Regions from separate parts of the Mus musculus genome. Here region 2 is linked to region 1. Evidence: chromatin loops called from intact Hi-C (ENCODE). Cell type or tissue: left cerebral cortex. All regions are shown on one strand. Links, peaks and the distances in the headings refer to the core of each region. The heading gives the core; the rest is flanking DNA. Region 1 overlaps Gm36790 (a long non-coding RNA gene). Region 2 overlaps Fbxl7 (F-box and leucine-rich repeat protein 7).

What was found. A loop is a pair of places that touch in the nucleus more often than their neighbours do. Peaks named below come from ENCODE experiments on the same cell type or tissue, not always from the same donor. Only the 100,000 strongest peaks of a DNase experiment are listed, where the experiment ranks them.
Region 2: it touches region 1 in a loop (2.0-fold over the local background); 4 of 42 quality-filtered maps call a loop at or near these places.

What each region holds. Positions count from the first base shown.
Region 1 is chr15:26,463,337-26,474,355 of GRCm38, forward strand. Gm36790 (a long non-coding RNA gene) reads left to right here. Exons shown (of 2, transcript XR_001781703.2): 2 at 1-2,158. Among named protein-coding and RNA genes, the nearest start is that of Gm36790, 23 kb to the left of the region's middle. In left cerebral cortex, for the core only: a CTCF peak has its summit at 6,730; a DNase peak (open chromatin) is centred at 6,742.
Region 2 is chr15:26,601,673-26,609,672 of GRCm38, forward strand. The region is part of intron 2 of Fbxl7 (F-box and leucine-rich repeat protein 7); the gene reads right to left. Among named protein-coding and RNA genes, the nearest start is that of Gm52206, 59 kb to the left of the region's middle. In left cerebral cortex, for the core only: no CTCF peak of the experiment used is centred there; no DNase peak of the experiment used is centred there.

The DNA.
Region 1 (11,019 bases), core at 1,772-9,771:
ATGCAGAGACCCATAGATAGACAATATGTAAAGAGTGAGAAACCTTGAAACACAGCTCTAAGTAGAAAGTCTCTATCAAATCCCTGTCCTCATGGCCTGGGGAACCCATAAAAGAAGTTGGAAAGACTTTAAGAGCCTGAGAGAGTAGAGGACATTATGGAAACAAAGCTTTCTAAACACATTAGTTCCAATGCACAGAATAACTCATAGAGACCTTGGCAGCAGGTACAGGGCCAGAACGGGTCTATACCAGTTACAGTCCAAGAGCTGAGGCAAAAAGAGGACACACATTCCCCTGCCTGACACGGAAGCAATGTTAGCTAATGATAAACACTCGCAAATGAAAAAACAAATAGCTTTCTACTAGCAAGTCTCACTGGGGAAACAAACTACTCTTAAAGGTAGAGCTCAAGAGCTGATGTTCAACAGTAGATGGCCAGCACAAAATCAATTCACTAGCATCTTTTGAGGTTCTTTGTCTCATAATGTTCTATAAGGACATTTTCTTTTTAACCATAGAGGGCCTTCATGTATATATATTATGGTTTCCAGTTTTATATTTCTATGGGATTCCTGAGGGTGTGCATATGTATTTCTCATGCATTTTATTTTTGTCTATATTTCTTCTGTGTGTTTGTTTTGTCCAATTCCAATGTATTTAATTTTCTTTAATCTTATTTTATTACTCTTCCTCAAATAATTCCTTAGACATGCACAAGAGAATTATTTTCTAATGAGAGACCTAAAAGAGGTAGGTCTGGGTGGAAGTGGAGATGATGAAGAACTGGGAGGAGTTGGGGGAGGAAAAACTGTTCAGAATATATTGTATGTAGAAAACTATTTTTAATAAGATAAAACACATATCTCTCTAGATGCCCCCAAAATGCTGTCTTTGAAAATCATCAGAAGTAAAAAAGAAATACTCACCTCAAGTTTATGATGACTCTTCATGGCCATCATAGCTAGTCAACTATAAATGTCACAGTAAAGGCTTGGTCTTTTAGCCAAGCATAGACAAGAATTCCCCATTGACCTACTTTCTATATGGATTCTCATACAGAAAAAAAAAAAGAAGTAAACTATAAAACATAAAAAGGTTAAGAAAACTGTTGGTTACTAGAGGTGGTAAGAGGGGGATGGAATGACCTACATAGGTCAAATGATACTGAGACACAGATGTGGAAAATGAGTCAATCTAAATAAAGGTATATAACAGGATGAGTATAATTAATAATATATTGTACTCAGGATTGCTGGCTCAATGATCATTCCTTGACACACACACAAAAGTAGATGTGAGATGATAAATATGATAATTTGTTTGATGAAGGCAACATTTAACTGTGTCTGCACTTGTCAGAATACAATGTTACATGCTTTAAAACCTTACAGTATCATTTACCTTTTAAGTCACAATGTCTCTCTCACCACCATGTGAGTAGATGATATGAAACTAGCCAATGAGAGAGATTGTACCAGGAAACAAATCCTGCCACAACTTTGATTTTTAATTTCTTGTTCTTTAGAATTATGAAAAAAAATGTGTTTAAACCAAAAACAAAATTTTGGTATACCTATTAAGTTTTGACCAGCCTTTCTTCCAAGATGATCTTCCTGACTGCAAAAGGAACACACAGAAATATTGCTCCTTTAGCTCTGAGTCTGATGAGCAAGGAGAGTTTAATTGTAGTGGATACAGTTTTAAAAATCTTTTAATGAAATAGTTATAGTGCTTTGGAAATTTTTGATAGATGAACGATAGGGCTTAATGGGTGTAGCAGGTGCTTAAGTATAGCTTGGAAGAATTGAATGAAGAAAGAGCTTTATGGTTGATCAATACTCAAAACTCAAATTCCGAGTACATACCCCAACCACACAAAGAGATGGAGAGAAGTCAAGCCCATTTAAGAAGACTTCAATGAGACTAAAACCCTGAAGATGAAGTGCTTCCTACATGCTATCGGAGAGAAGATCAGAGAGTAACTCATGATTTGAATACATATAGGATAATTATGCTATATGTTGAACAACATATGAGATCACATCCTGCACTGTTTTTTTTCAGTTCTATTTATCACTTTAACAGAGATACCTCCCTCATTTGTAGATTAAAATATAATATGTATGGAGAAATAAAAATGAAACTTGTGCTGCTTTACTCTCTTGGGTCCGACTATGGTCTTCCAAAGACCAGTGGCGATAATAGCTGTGATTTATGGGTTCCTTGCAAAGTTCCAGGCAGTGCACTAAGTACTTTGACTTATTTCATGTGATCTTCACTGAAGTTCTTTGAGAGTAGATGTTCATTTATATCCTCATATTATATATGATAAAAATTTAGCTGAAGAGGTCAAATGTCCTGTTGTGGGGTTGGGGCAGGGGAGGAGAAAAACAAAGTTCAGATTAAAACCTAATGTTCCAGACTGCTTTGCAGGAAGTATTTTAAATGAAAGTAATAAATCATGTGCCATGATCTATGGGAAGGGCTGAGAAGAAAAGGAGTGGTGCTGCCAAGGATAGACCAGAGCACACAGGTGGCAAAGGAAGAGTGTGGTGAGGGATGAAATGTGACAGGTTATCACCCTGAGGTGACAGCTAGACAGAGGGCTATGACACATCAGTTGAGGCGTTCCTCTATCTGAAGGGTGCACCCAGTGGGCACCTCTTCTCTACCTTCCTCATAGGACCATTCTAATTTACTCCGAAGTGCAGTGTGCTCTAAAGGTTTGAAAAGAAAAATGGAGTCGATCAATGATGGAGTGAGTGAATGCCACAAGCTTAAGGAGGGCGAATGGTAATACAATTTTCAACAAGACTGATAAGGTGGATTTTAACAACCAGCAGCTAGCATGATTAGCTCCTGTCTTGGGCACAATTCCTGCAAAGACTTAAATGGATGATTTGAGGTACCACATGTTCTCCAGCCTTACTTGCCTGCACGTTGATTTTAACTTAAAGTCAGAAGCTGGGATTTCATTAGGCCACACACACCTCCCAGGGAACATAGTCTTATTTGAGGATTACCATATAGGCTCAAAACATATATATGTATCCACAAGAACTCTGTGATATTTGTTGAATATCGAACACTTGAATGAGATAAAGATAAATTCAAATAGCTCATTTTTATATAAACACAAAGCAGTTGCTTAAGTAAATTTTATATGAATGAAAGAGGAAACATTGTTTCCTCTTACAATATGATGAGACCACTCAGATACTAATGTCCTTTGGAAGGTCAGACTTTCACTGCCCATAGATAAACGTGTGCTGAGAAGAGATGAACCAATCCATTAAAAGCTATTTACATTTAAGTTAAATTAATAAATATATTTATTTAAAGACCTATTGAGAAAAGTATTAAGATGGAAAAAAAGACATTTTATGATGACAACCAGCATGGCTCCTTATGATATCTTATGTATTCTCCCTGAGGATGAGCAAATTGACATACACATGTGAACACACAATCACATATAAACTAACCTACTTGTGTGTGCATGTGCCTGTGAGGACACACACACACACATATATATAAACTAATGTGTGCATGTGCATACATACACATTCATGTGCATGTGTGTGTACACATACACACACACATATGCACACATGAGCACACACACACAATCTGAGCTGGCTTTGCAATAGTCTATGGCCAAGGTAGACAATTTCAAGTGCTAGAAATTCTATACTAACTATAGACCACATTGTTTTCAATAGTTAAATCCATTCCAGGGATGTGTACAGCAGGACATGTCACTCCCTGGAAGGTTCTAGTCATAGCTGCTTTAACCTGGATGGCCTCATGTAATCCCCTTCAGCTTTTCTGACTCCAAAATTCTACTGGAAAACAGAATTACAAAACCTGTTATTTTCTAGAACTTCAGTCATCTGTTCCTTTCTGGAAAAGGAAAAGTGCTGAGCAGATATTCTAGCCTTTCTGTTTGAAGTGCATGGGCTTTTTCCACTGAAACAGTGGTGCTTTATAAACTCCTAACAAATGGCTTATGATTTAATAAACACAACTCTTTCAAAAGGAACATGAAAAATCTGAGCAATTGGCCCAAACTGCTTAGCTGCTAACCTTGATTTATTGGTAACAAAAGCAATTACATATTCATGGCATTATAACCACTATCTAGACACAGTATTAATATTTATTAAAACATTTTCCAGGAATAAGTGAGCTATTTTTCTAACAAATCAAAATCCTGCATCATTTTGATTAACAAATAGTATTCTTATAAGACTTTGTGTGTATAACTCAGTCTTTGAATCTTTATCAAACTCCTCAATTTTTGATTGAATTGTTGTGCACTGATCTAGGAATTGATGCAAACCTGGCCAGTTGTCTTGGTTCACAGGTGTGTTCACTGTGCTTCAGGAATAGAATGAGTGTTTGAACATGCTGGAAAGTCTGACCTTGGAATGAATATAGTGCTTATTCTATTCTATTCTATTCTATTCTATTCTATTCTATTCTATTCTATTCTATTCTATTCTATTCTATCTAATCCTATGCCATCCCATGCCATCCCATCCCATCCAGTCCCATCCCATCCCATCCCATCCCATCCCATCCCATCCCATCCCATCCCATCCCATCCCATCCCATCCTATCCTATCCCATCCCATTCTATCCTATTGCTATGTATATTCTATTCTATCCTATCCCATCCCATCCTATCCTATTGCTATGTGTATTTTTCCTTCATCTTATTCTCCTATAGCCATCTTACCAAGTCCTACTTGGGAAAAGAACAACGCAATATTTCCCCAGATTATTGTGCTTATACATCTTGGACTGTATTAAATCACATATCTGCTAGGTTTTTCAAAACAGATATATCAGCTCCACAGTACATAAAAGTACTTTGGGTTCAGTGATGACTCTCCCTCTTGCAAGGCTGGTTGCCAGTTTTTCCTCAGCTCATTTTTTTCCTTTCTAATTTATTTTAAATCTTATTTCTTTCCCACAAATTATGAGGCAAACTGGCTGCACTGAGGCAATCTTCAGTACCAATAAATCAAGTGTTCCATAAAACCGTATGGTTTCTTGCTGATGGCACTTCAAGAAGAAAGTTATTAAATCATCACTCATTTAATATGAACGTTAGGATGCTCAATTACATCTTTCTACATACTTGTCTACTCTGGTCATAGTATAGAAATTTAGATATTGTACGGAAGAGCTAGGTTGGATGTCATTGACTTTCAAGGTGTAATTGCTATTGTTCATTAACAAAATTGCTATATTAAAATATTAAAATAGATGGGTAGATAGCTTTCAGGAATTCCTATTTCCCTTAACTGCACACTCGTGGGGTTTGATGTCATGACATGAAGGAAAAAAATTCTCTGCACTTAGAGAAGACAGCTAAGAAAGCCTCATTGGAAATCTCATTGAGTAGAACTCCTTGATTCATCTCTGCACTCCCATAGCTCACATTACAGAAACGTGAGCCTGCAACAAGCTATAGTTTGATGAGAAAGATCAATGCTTACTTATTTATTAGAGGAGAGGTGCACTATGTAACTGTAAAGAGATAGATATTCTGACAGGCCAATGGGCAGATCCTTTGCTTTCTTGTAGGTGACATCTTTGGAGTGGAGTTCCCTGTAGTGGGGTCTAACAGGCTCTGTGACTAGAACACTGATTCTTTTTCCAAAGAGCACAATTTGGTCAACAGAAGTTGACTATCTTAGACTTCAAAGTTTTGCCATGTATGGTGATGCACATCTTTAAGCCAAGTATTCAGGAGGATTTCTGTGAGTTTGAGGCCATGCTGATCTACATAGCAAGTTCCAGGACAGTCAGAACTGCACAGAGAGGCCTAGTCTAAAAGCAAACAAACAAATAAACAACAAAATTTAAAGGCCAGCTGTGAGCATGCATTTCTCTTTGGATAGAAATTGGACCTGCTTTGGAACAAAACTTTGGCCTATCTTCTTGCAGAATCCTATTCAGTGAACCACTGTTTGCACTGAGTGATGGCTTGCTAAATGTGTGTGCTGTGTGAGAAGTCTAAGACAGATAAAAATGTTCTCAGGGTCGAGTCATGTGTTTATCATAAATATCTCCATGATTATGATGCCAATCACAATGGCTTAAACACTGCATCTTAAAATCTACATAAACATCCATGAGAGTGGGTCCAGCTTATTGAAAAATGACAAGCAAATCATATGGACCCTAAGTAGTTCTCTAGCTCAGGGTCCAGTAACTAAAATTCTCCCATTAAAATTTATTTTGCTGTAATAATTTCCTCCGTCTCTGTTAATTTTAATTTCTACAATACAAAAATATTGTCTATACTCATAATGCATATCTATAATCATTAGCAAATGAAGGTGAAATTTTTCAAATATCAAAATATTAAAGGATGAGATGAAATTGAATGACGTGGTGGGTAAGGATGAGAAGCTTTAAATAAATCTTTTCTCATCACAGCCTGTCATTAAGCATACATTTTACCACTTTTTGTTTCCAAGCAGTTATCATCTGCATGGAGAACTGTTGGAGGCACTGTCGTGTGTGATGTAGGTGTTAGGCTGCATCAGTACCCTGTACCAATGGAAACCAGCACACTTCAGCTCTAGTTACGGTTTCTCCAGACGTTGCCAACAATTCCCTGGTGGATTGAGTCTTCCCTTCATTGAGAACTCAAGGTGTAGTGTTCATTACAGACACGAGGGTAGAAAACTATATAATCGATTTATCCCATAGATGGCGCTCTTGTTCAGGAACAGGCTTCTCTGACAGGCGAAAGGTGCACACATCTAAGTGGAAGGAATTACAGTGCTAGCTCAGCGGTCCTTAAATCAACTGCAAATCAGCCCTTGGTTCTGTTTCCTTCCAAATCACTGGGAGTTGAACAGCACTGGGCTTGGCGATGCTGCCTTGATCTTCTCTGGGCTGGCTAGAAAGGCTAGTTTCAAGTGTGGAAGGTTCTGGCTTTGACAAGAGCTCTCATCCTGAGGGGCTACCAGGAGACCCTGGTGAATGCCAAAGTCTGCAGAGCATTGTCCACTCAGCAGACCACTCACATGCATGCAGTGCTGCAACAGGGATTCTTGCTGCCCTCCACATTTTGTTTTAAATTTGCTTCCATTGTTTGATGTGGTCTGTGGTACTCACCTCATTTCTTCATGCCTGTAGCCTTAATGTTGCCAGTAGCTAGCTCATTTACCAGAAGTTCCTAGTATTATTTTGGCCAATGAGTCAACTTAGGAAGCAGAGTTGTGGGGCTTCAAACACATAGGCCTTGATTAAGAAGTATATAACTTCTTCCAATAGGATGCCTTATTATCCAGAAGAAGGTGTGTACCCTGAACACCTAAAAATGTGGCTCAGAAACCCCTATGGCAAGTTCTGGTTCTCATTTTTCAACTTGGGGTCAGGTTTTGGTATTTCAAATCAAAAACGTACTCCCGTCGTAGACTACACTGCAGGCCTCATGTTTTATCTCTTCCACGTGTAAAATGAGCGACTGATATTTACTGGAGAGAGTGGGGCAGGCAACATTCTCTCCTGTTGCCATTAGCAGCAGGAGTGGGATGAGATAGATGCCTCAGCCCTGGGAATTGTCAGCCTAGCCTGGTTATTATCCATAAACTTTCTCACAACTTCTAAAAAGACTTGTGTTGTTCAAATAAACACCCCTGAGGCCAGAGGTTCACATCACCAGGGAATTCATTAGTTCAGAACATACTCTTAAAGATCTACCATGTAAATGTTGCTCCATTTTAGGCAAGGCGGTTATTCCCAGGCAGGGGCACAAGGCACCCCCTAAAAGCACATGAACCTATTTGCAGGAAACCATCTGTGGAAGGCTGTTTCTCAATGTTCATACTTTCTAGACCTAATATTTTATGCCGTTACGTGGAATAACGTGTGTATACATTGCATGAAACTGCAGGCAAAACGTCTAGGGAAGAGCAGGGAACTAACTGGGATGCTGAGAGGTGAGAAGGATATAAATTAAGATTTCTGAGTATATTCATACTCAAAGTACTTTATGTATTTATATAAAAATGTCCTTACCAACCCCAGTGCTTTGCACAATGAATAGAGACCAGATACAATCTAAAAACAAACATGAAGGAAAGTCTACTGACGATCCCTGCCCAAGAGATTCTGATTTTATTACTTTGACGTAGAATCTTCTCTGTGGACGTATATTCAGTTCTTTACCTGTATTTCTCAATTCTTGCTATATGTTGAAATAAACTGGGGACTCGGTATCTTAATTTCTGAAACCCATCTCAGTCCTTGAATCTCTGCAGAAGTACCCAGCAGCCACCCCATTTGAACATTTCTCAGTGTCTGAGCATAAGTATGTGGGGCCCACTAGTGGAATTTCTGCTCTTTTAATGTGGTAGCAACCACACTGGCAATCACGAAGACAAACCAATGTAACAAACACTGGCTTGGGCCTTTCTGTAATAAGAATCAAGGCCTAGACCTTTCTTCCAGAACCCATGAGAAGGAACGTGTGTGTGTGTGTGTGTGTGTGTGTGTGTGTTCTATACATGTATCTACCTATCCATTTAAATATGCATTATGCAATCGTTGGCAAGGCAGGCTTTAAAGAGCTATATGAACATGGAAAGGAAGTTCACAACTAAGAAAAATAAACTTGGCATCTCAAACATCTCTTAACAACTCATGCATGCATAATGTTATCTAAGAAAATGAGATGAGTAAAATTCCAGTTTTCATGATTCCAGAATTTTACAGTTCTAAAAGAAAAGATCACTTTAGCAGAATTAATATGCTTAGCAAATTAGCATTGAGAAGCAAAAGTGAAGACCTAGATTTTGGCTCATGTCTCTAAATATATAGATTATGTGACCTTTAAAAGTTTATACCTTTCATCAGGTGCTTGGCAGTTGAGGGTAGCTGGAGTTGTTCTTGTGTATCCTACCTCACCTGTAATTTCCTTTTCCTTGGAATAGCTTTATAGTGTCCATCCTATCTACTCTGTATTCACTCCTGGCATAAGGTCTGGGTCTATAAATGAATCTCCCTCCTGTCTTTCCTAAATCTCTTGCCCCAATATATGTCCTATTTTCTACCTTGTCTTCTAAAGTCTTCAGATACAATTCATGATTTAGAGGTGACTAGACCAGTGACAAATGATTACAAAATCATCTTTCTTTTCAAGAATAAATGATTGTAAGAAAAATGTACAGAAAGTGTATCTCCACATAGAAACTGAAGAGTCTGTGGGAACTCTCTGAGGTGACTCTCAACTAACCCCCAAAGTGAACAGCTGCTTGTTCTACTTAAGATCCCTTCATCTTGTGGCTACCTTCCTGCTGCAGAGAAGGACCATATCCTCTTTCTTTATTCTGGGAACTGTTAACATTGAAAAGGGTAAGAGTTAAAACTCCAAGATTTTACTCCTTTGCAAACAGTAATTAATCTTCATAGAATTTGTTTTTTTTTTTAAACAGTTAAACAGACACCAAGATGTTCTGTGAAGGTAACAGTATTTCTAAAAACAAGTAGTGATAGATGTCTTTCTATTAAATTAATAGATAACTAATCAGAATGCTCATCTAATTTCATATGTAAGATCGTGGATCCTGTAGAGACACTGGGAGACAGCGTGGAAATTTTCCAAAGTGTTAAAATAGGGCCTCCACATGGCCCAGTGTCCCACCTCGGAGACCGTGTGCTACAGAAATGAAATCAGAATATCAAAGAGATCTCTGCACTTCCATATGTATTGGGATAGTATTCCCTGTATCCAAGATATATGAACAACCAAAGTCACCCTCCCTCTCTCTTTCCCCCCTGCACTGAGGGGTGCATATTATTCAAAGATGGAAATCTTCCAGCATGACCACACATATGAAAGGGAAAGAGCTCAGGACTTGGGATGCATGAAATAACCCAGATACCAACAGACAAGTGCTGCAGAATCTCACTTATAGATAGAATCTACAATAATCAAGCCCACAGAAGCAGGGAGGGAATATAGTTAGCTATACCTGAAGGGAGGGGAGATAAAATATGAAGTGTTTATTACACGAGATAAAAACATTCTGAATCCTGTGTGATGCTACTAAGTAAATATAGTTAATATCTATACTTGAAATGTGTTAAGAGGACAGATCATAAGCTCCTTCACACACACACACACACACACACACACACACACACACACACACACCCCTCTAAGGAAAGAAGAAAGAAGAGAGGATGTTAGGCATATTCAGTAATTGTTATTTTAATTGACTTTACTGTGGTGACTATTTTATAATGTATTCATATTTTAATATGTTAAGTTTTACATAACACACACAACAATGGTACTGGAGATGTAAGTGATCGAAGTCTTCATGTTAGGCAAGCATTCTAATACTGGCATATACTCCAATCCACAATGCTAATGCGTTAATTATAACTTAATAACGATGGGCAGGAATTGGTGATTGGAGCAGCTGGATCTCTAAACTGCAATTGAAGTGAGTGTATTTTACACAAAGATGCCTGAGGTCATCAAAGCATTTAGCTCTCCCATCAGTTATAATTACACCACTGTTACATGCTAAGACATCCTCTGTGGAATGGATTTGAACTTTTTTTTTCTTTAGATAGATGAACTTTTGGCTTCATAAATACAAGTGTGAGGATTAGCTATACCAGATTTAAGATATTAGGATTATTTTAGATGCTGAGACAACTAAGGAGAGACAGGATAAAAATTTCTCCCACTCTCCTCCCTTCCTTATTTTATATTTTGCCACCTGTGAGGTTTTGTATCTAGGAGAGAGGTATATGTGTACATATACATGTATGGGCGCACACAGATGTGTACATGGAAGCCAGAGAAGGGCATTGAGTATCACTTTGTTCTTTAGTCTTTTAAGACAGGTCTCTTCCTGAACTTGGGGCATGCCATTTTGGCTAGGATAGCCAGCAATCAACCTGTCTGTTCACCTCATTTGAGACATCAGTGCTGGAGTTGCAGGCTTGCCCATGTCCGGCTTCTTTTAGAGATTGTA
Region 2 (8,000 bases), core at 1-8,000, 140 kb after region 1:
TTTGAATGGGCAGCATCCACGTTTTGTTAGTATCTAAAGTACAAGCTACTGCGTGACGGATGTCTACTGAAGCACGCACACTTTCAACTTGGACTCCATTTTTGCAAATAGGTCAGAGCTTGAAGAGAGGCCATTTATGCATCAAACTTCCAGAAAGACCTTGATGGACAAAGACTTTTCTGAACTGTGGTGAGACTTTCCAAATGGACACATGGAAGCCAAACAAAAGGAAGGACTGTGAACCGCTCTGGCAGCATTTCTCCAGGAAACGGCAAGGGATGTGTATCCTTGCTGACTGCACACATAATAGCTTCACAAGAAGTGCTGTGTCAAGAAAAGCTGTTTCAGGGCTGTGTTTCCAAAAGGAAACGCAAGTGCACCCGAACAGAGCTCCTCTGCAAAGAGGCAAAGTGGTCTCAGGAAAGGAGGATTTAGAAGTCCTTGTGGCTTAGGAGAGTCCTGGGGGAGGAGAGGAACATGAACAGAGAACACAGCACACATGGCATAGGGAAGTTCAAGTTGACTCTTAAGCCCCAGAGTATTTACAAGAAAATATGAGAAAAAAATCAAAAAACAAAAGCACAGATCATTGTGTGGAAGTTTCAGCTCCTTTTTGTCTTAATCAATGGCCGTGTGCTTCCTTGAATGGATGGTGTATGGATACGAATGGTCCTGGAAAGAAAAGGTACCTTTCAATGTATCTCCTGGAAGGGTGGTGATTCAAGAATAACTTTAGTGATTGTGGGGAAGCTGGAATGTTGCAGGTCCAGAGTCTAATTACAGGCTATCTTTAGCCCCTTAACACCCATTCCTTCCCAACCTCTAAGTCTGATTTTTCACCATTTGTGACTAACAGCTAAAACCTTTTAGATTGTTTAAAATATTTATTTATTTATTTATTTATTTATTTATTTATTGCATACATATAAACTGTAGCTGTCTTCAGACACACCAGAAGAGGGCATTGGATCCTATTACAGATGGCTGTGAGCCACCATATGGCTGCTGGGAATTGAACTCAGGACCTCTGAAAGAGCAATACTGATTAAGCCATCTCTCCAGCTCCTTTAGATTGTTTTAACTTAACAGACCACCAGCTTCCATCTACCAAAAGTCTAAATCCCTAGATAGCATCTGAGAGCTATAGCAGAGATTTCTCTACTTTGCTTTAACCCACATATCTAATGTTTCCACCAGTGCATTTGAAAAGTAGTTTATTACCTTGCATTAATAACCACTGTTCTGTTACAATAAAATCTCACCAAGTACTTATCACACTGGATTATGTAATTTGGTGTAGCTTAAACATCTGTTTCTAGGGCATGGTCACTCATATTTAGATTAAACTATCTCTTATCCCATTTGTGGTGAAACTTGTGTTTTGTTGCAGCAAAGAAGCGGGTGGAATTTAGAAAGGTGGGTCTTGGAACTAGCCTGCCTAGTTCAAATCCCAGTTCCTCCCTACTGTGAAGTCAGCAAGCTTATTGATGATGATGTTGCATCCCAGTTATCTCATAGGAACCAATTATAGACTATGGAAAAACGAATGAGTTTTAATATACACAACTTTTCAAGAGCAAGTGAAGCAGGCACAGGAAGCCTGTAATGTTTTTCGAGCTCAACTATGTAAATTAGATTCAGATAAACTGTTGTCATGGTGTCCTACTTCCATTTTGTGAGATTAAAACAGAAAGTAATATATGGAAGTTTGTATTTTGAAATAATAGCGATTCATTTCTAATTCATTGCTTCTTGTAATAATTCATTAATAAGCACTTATTAGCTTGCAATCCAAGGTTTCTCTCAGGTACAACAAAAGAGCTTATTTAAAAGTATGGTAGACGGATCAAGAGAGCATTGTATAGCTAGCTACGCAGTAATTCTCTTTATCCTTAATTTCTCTTTCTGCAGATTGAGCTCCCTGGATTTTAATAAAGCCCCCAAATAGGAAACTTTCCACAAAACAATTCATGACTCAAATAGTACACAATTCTGAGAGCTGCCATGGAGTCTTAGCCACAGAGCTCCACCCTGCCCAGATGTAGACCACACCCTTGCATGCCGTGTCACACATTGTGTGCTACCTAACGTATCAATCACTCAGAAGCTTCCTCAGTTACCAGTGGGTCTATTATAGCATCACTATCCTTATGCTCTTTGGTTTCCTGTATCCACTGAGATCCTGGGAGGTATCTTGTGGTATGTACAGTGAAAATAGGCTTTACATTTGCAAGATATTCAAAGCACAAAGTAAAGGATGAAAAGGAGATGTAGATGAAGGATATCAAGGGTTTCTCTAGAGCATGAGAAAATGGCCCGCACAAACCACAAATGAGTAGTGCTCATACACTGAACACCATGCGAGCAATACCTTATACTTTCAGCCACAAGGAACCTCAAAAAGCACATTCTAACTCAGCAGCTACCATCTAGAATTTAGTCTTCTAGACAGAGAATAATTTCAAGGAACCACATTTGAAAACATTAGTCCTTGGCTTTGTTTCCGTTTGAACAGTTCAAGGGTTCACTTTTCCTCTAAAAAAAGGTCTCTGTGAAATAACAGTGAAGCCCCTATGAGTTCTTTCAGGAGAACTGGGCTCCTTTAATTCATGAAACAAGCAGGAGGCTCTCGGCCATGGTGGCAGAGCATTTGAAAAGGTTGGTGTTTGTCTTCCCTTTAGTATCCACCAAAGCAGGAATGCTGACAAACACGGAGACATTTTACGTCCAATGTTACGCATACTAAACTGGATTTCCTTTAAGGAAGGAGGGATGTGGTCTTTGTGGAAACACTGTTAAGATACAAAGACAGACAAGCCATCTGTGTTTCCAAATGAATTATCAGATTAAGGCTAAAGAGATAGCTCAGCAGGTAAAGGTGTCTATTGCCAAGTCAGGCACTCTGAATTTGATCTCTGGAAACTTCAGGGTGTAAGGAGAAAACTGACTCCCACAAGCTGTCCCCTTTCTCTCTATACACTGAGTAAAAATCCAGTAAAATTTAAAGAATTACATTTAAAAATGAGAAAAGCTAATATCAGACCACTATAAAGAGACTTTAAGAAGTAATTGCATATGTGACATACTACATCTGTCACTTGATTTCTGGCTAATACATGTCTCCAGCATATTTGCTGGGTGGATTAATCACTAATTACTCTGTGACTCATAATTACAAACAATGATTTAATCACTGCTGTTTTTTTTTAAAATACATCTCATATACAATCACCAGAATCAGACACTGTTCAGGATGCCAACAAGAGCTTGCTGACAGGAGCCTGATATAGCTGCCTCCTGAGAGGCTCTGCTAGTGCCTGACAAATACAGAATGGACACTCACAGCCATCCATTGGACTGAGCACAGGGTCCTCAATGAAGGAGCTAGAGAAAGGACCCAAGGAGCTGAAGGGTTTGCAGCCCTATGAACTAACCAGTACCCCCAGAGCTCCCAGGGACTAAACCACCAACCAAAGACTACACATGGTGGGACTCATGCTTCCAGCTGCATATGTAGCAGAGGATGGCCTGGTCAATCATCAATGGGAGGAGAGACCCTTGGTCCTGTGAAGGCTCTATGGCCCAGTGTTGGGGGAATGCCAGGGCCAGGAAGCGGGAGTAGGTGGATGGGTTGGTGAGCAGGGTGGGCATTGGGGTTTTTTTTGGAGGGGAAACCAGGAAAAGGGATAACATTCGAAATGTAAATAAAGGAAATATCCAATAAAAAAAAAACCCTCACAGTTTTTGTCAGCAGGTGTTTTATTCTCATCTCAGAACAGGGAGTCACAAAATGTCTCAATGGAAATATTAAGGAGAGTTTTTCTTTCTGGAGGTTGTGTCCTCCTTTCAGCACATGTGATTGACAGGAGGATTCTGACTTTCTGTCAGTAGAAGTAAGGTCCCTACTTTCTTACAGGCACCTCCATTGACTCAGCTTCTAGGGGTTCCCTGGATACTTTTTCCATGGTCCACCCCTTTATGGGCTTCTCCATAATGCACAGTTCAATTTCTCTAAGTACACCTGGGAGATCTCTCTATAAGTTCTCTGTCTTCATTCTTAGACATCACCTCTGATTCATGAGGACAATTCACTTTCTAAATAACTAGGTGGGGCTTCTGTGCAAACACAAACTCTGTGCATCTTTGCTATGAGATGCCTAATCAGGGAGTAGAATATGGGGCTGGTGAGATGACTCAGTTTGTAAAATGCTCTCCATGTTCTCCACCTAGCTAAAAAGCTATGCATAGTGGCATACACTGGCAATGCTAGTGCAAAAAAGGGAAAGATGCAGGAAGATTCTTGGGCATCACTGGCAAGACAACCTGAAATAACTGGCGAGTCTCAGGGCCCAGGGCAACAAGAGTACAGCTCCAGATCTTCAACTCTTATCTGTCTGTCTGTGTCTGTCTCTGTATGTCTGTGTATCTTTCTCTTCACATATATACACATACATGAGACAGAGATAGAGAAAGAAGGAAAGAAAGAAATGAAGGAAGGAAGGAAGGAAGAAAGAGAGAGAGAAAGAGAGAAAGAGAGAAAGAGAGAGAGAGAGAGAGAGAGAGAGAGAGAGAGAGAGAAAGAGAGAAAGAGAGAAAGAGAGAAAGAGAGAAAGAGAGAAAGAGAGAAAGAGAGAAAGAGAGAAAGAAAGAAAGAAAGAAAGAAAGAAAGAAAGAAAGAAAGAGAGGAAGAGAGGGAGAAAGATAGTCCAAAGTATTCACACCATCACTCAGAGGTCTTGCTCATCCTAAAAGAAGCGAATCTTACAGAAGATGATAACTCGAGGGACTGTATCAGAATTCTACCTAACACATTCATTGGATAAAAACATTTACAATGTGAATATTGGCCACATAAGTATGTATGTAGAAGCCATTTTTTAATCAAAATTTGTCATTGTTTGTCCTTTACTTTCTGATCAAATAGGGTACTGAGTTGGTATACTGATAGGCACAGTTGCCTTCCAATCTTCTAGGGCAAACATCTTGTAGCTTACACCTATTCTGGGATATGGATGGACCCTCATCTCATGTGTTCATGGATGCTCTCTACATGACTTTTTATATCCTTTGTCTAAATTCATTTCTCACTAGAAACAAATTGTTTATTTTTCATATTTACCTGTATAGATTTTTGAAGAATTGTCAATTAAACATTTTCTGTTTTTTCTCTTCTTTCCTTCCTTTCTCCCTCCCTTTCTTCCTCCCTCCCTCTCTCTTTCCCTCTATCCCTCACTCTCTCTTTCTCCTTTCCTCTCTCTTTCTCTTTCTTCTCTTTCTTTCTTTCTTTCTTTCTTTCTTTCTTTCTTTCTTTCTTTCTTTCTTTCAGTGTGTGTGTGTGTGTGTGTGTGTGTAAGGAAATTAGGGCCACATGACTTTGACCTCACTTGATTTGGAAATGTGGAAAAAATGAGCTCTTTTTGAAAATGCTTATTTTAAAAAAAAACAACTTATGATCAATGAATGAGAAGGAGCCAATAAGTTTATAATCTTGGAACTGGGACTTCACAAGGGGAAAGATCAAATAAGGCCCCTTCCTCATTGCAACCCATCAAACATCTTTGCTTTTTTTCTGTTTCTCTCAGTGGCACTCTTGGGCATTTCAGGTTTGCACCTACCTGTCTCATGAGTGTTTATTTTCTGAAATAAACTTTAAAATTTTCACTTTATCTCAAGTCTTGTTTTCTAACAGATTCTATTGATTTATCTTTGTTTATCTTCAGAACGAGGGAGATATTTTAAAACCAAATATATAACAGTGGAAATTTAAAACAAATGAATGTTTTACTTGCTTACTGAGTAAATTAAAGTACATTTACATGAAGTAGAAAAGTGAGGTAAGTTTATACTATATACACAGAGAGACTATGTATATTTAATTGATTATACATGCTTATTCATGTATATTCATAGAAAGGTGCTGAAATGATGTAAGTAAAGTAGTCCACATACTATATCTTATCACATTAGGAACTGGGTCACAGAGCCAAAAAGGTGGATCAATAGTTAAGAGCACTGGCTACCTTTCCAAGGGCCTAGGTCTGATTTCCAGCACCAGCATGGCAGCTCCTAAGTATCTATAGTTCCAGTTATGTATCATCTGACACCCTCTTCTGGCCTTCGTGGGCTCTAGGAATGTATATGATGCACAGACAATACACCCATACTGGTAAAGTAAAATAAAAAAATAAAAACTTTAAAGAAGAAAGGGATAGACAGCGGGCTTTGGTTTTTTACTTTAATCATCCCCATGTCCTTTCACTGGATTTGGCAAGATGTAATTTTTTTTTATTATTTTATAGTTTAAAGGAAGATTAGTCATGACATAATGGTGTTCAGTCCAATTTCAACAGGAATCACTGTATTTCATTGCATCTCAGTTAACTGAATATAATTGTCATGTCTTATACTGGAGGGACATTCTTTTGGCAACATGAGCTCCTTCTGATTCTTCATGCTGTTCCCACTTTTCCCCTACTTGGCTTGCAGTCAAGAGGATGATTAGAAGAGAAAGGGTGCTGTAACCTAGATGGTCAAAATCCCAGTAGAATAGTTAAACTATACCCACAAGTGGTAACATGTTATGGGTCTATGTTGATTTGGGCTGGTAAGTGCAAACCTACTAATTAGAAGCACTTGATCAGATAACTGCATCAGAGAAGACCACGGAGAGGTTGCTAGCAGCCAAAAGGAAATCACTGGAATATGTTTCTCCTTATGTTGACGGAAACCATTTCTTGGAAGGTACAATTTTCACACACCAGGAAATCAGAGGGATCAGCACAATAAGGAACCAAATTGTGTAGAGCATAAGACAAAGCCGGACAGTCACCACCTGCAGGATGGCTGTGCATCTGCGAACGTGGCACAGAAGGCGGATGGCTAAGTGAAAAGCTCTGGGTGTCCTGGATAAAGAAGATGGATTCTGATGTTGACGTAGATTCAAGCACAATGCCTTCCTACAAGGGCTTTCCGTGTCATGATCGAGTTATTTCTGGTCTTTTGAAAAGAGGGTGGATTCTGAGCTTTATCTGCACAGAAGCATTTTCATTCGTCAGATTTGCTAAGCATTCTTTTCCCCGAGGGAGTGATTCGTGTATCCTAATGAAAGCCCCCTTTCTTTCTCTTTTTTAAAATATATTTTTATTAGATATTTTCTTTATTTACATTTCAAATGATATCCCCTTTCTTGGTTTCCCCTCCAAAATCCCCATATCTCATCCCCTCTGCCCCTGCTCACCATCCCACCCACTCCCGCTTCCCTGTTCTAGGGGGAACAAAATACCCATGGGTGGAGATACAGAAACAGAGTGTGCAGCAGAGGCTAAAGGAAAGGTCATCCAGAGACTTCGCCACCTGGGGATCCATCCCATAAACTGCCACAAAACCCAGACACCATTGTGGATGCCAACAAGTGCTTGCTGACAGGAGCAGGATATGGCTGTCTCCTGAGAGGTTCTACCACGGTCTGACAAATGCAGAGGTGGATGCTCTCAGACAACCATTGAAGAGTCCCCTTTCACAGCACTGGGACTTTTCTTACCCCAGCTTGCCGGTCTCCCTTGGATTCTGACGAGTGATGTTTTGAGGGATAGATGCAATGGAGCTGGGGAGTAGACACTTCCCTTCCTGGATTCTGATCATTTCTCCCAAGCTCTGCTTTACCAAGACTGAGAGAAACCTGGACCACCCTGTGGGTTTTCTCTCCTTGCTCTGTGGATGTGGAAAGAAACTCCGGAGGCTGCCCTCACAGTACCAAGTGCTGTCACAAAGGGCAGCACACGGCACACATCAGAATGGTACTGCTGCCCATTTAGAGCCATTTAATACCACTTCCTCTCCTAGGGGTTCTGCAGGGTGATGGCTCTGGAGAGAGGGCAGGATGCCCTGGAAGTTAAGTGGAAACAGACTGAAGAGTGAATAATAACGGTAATACTTCATTTTTCCTAGCACTTGAACAGGAAGTCCCAAAGCAAAACAAAAGGCCAATCTGCATGCAATTA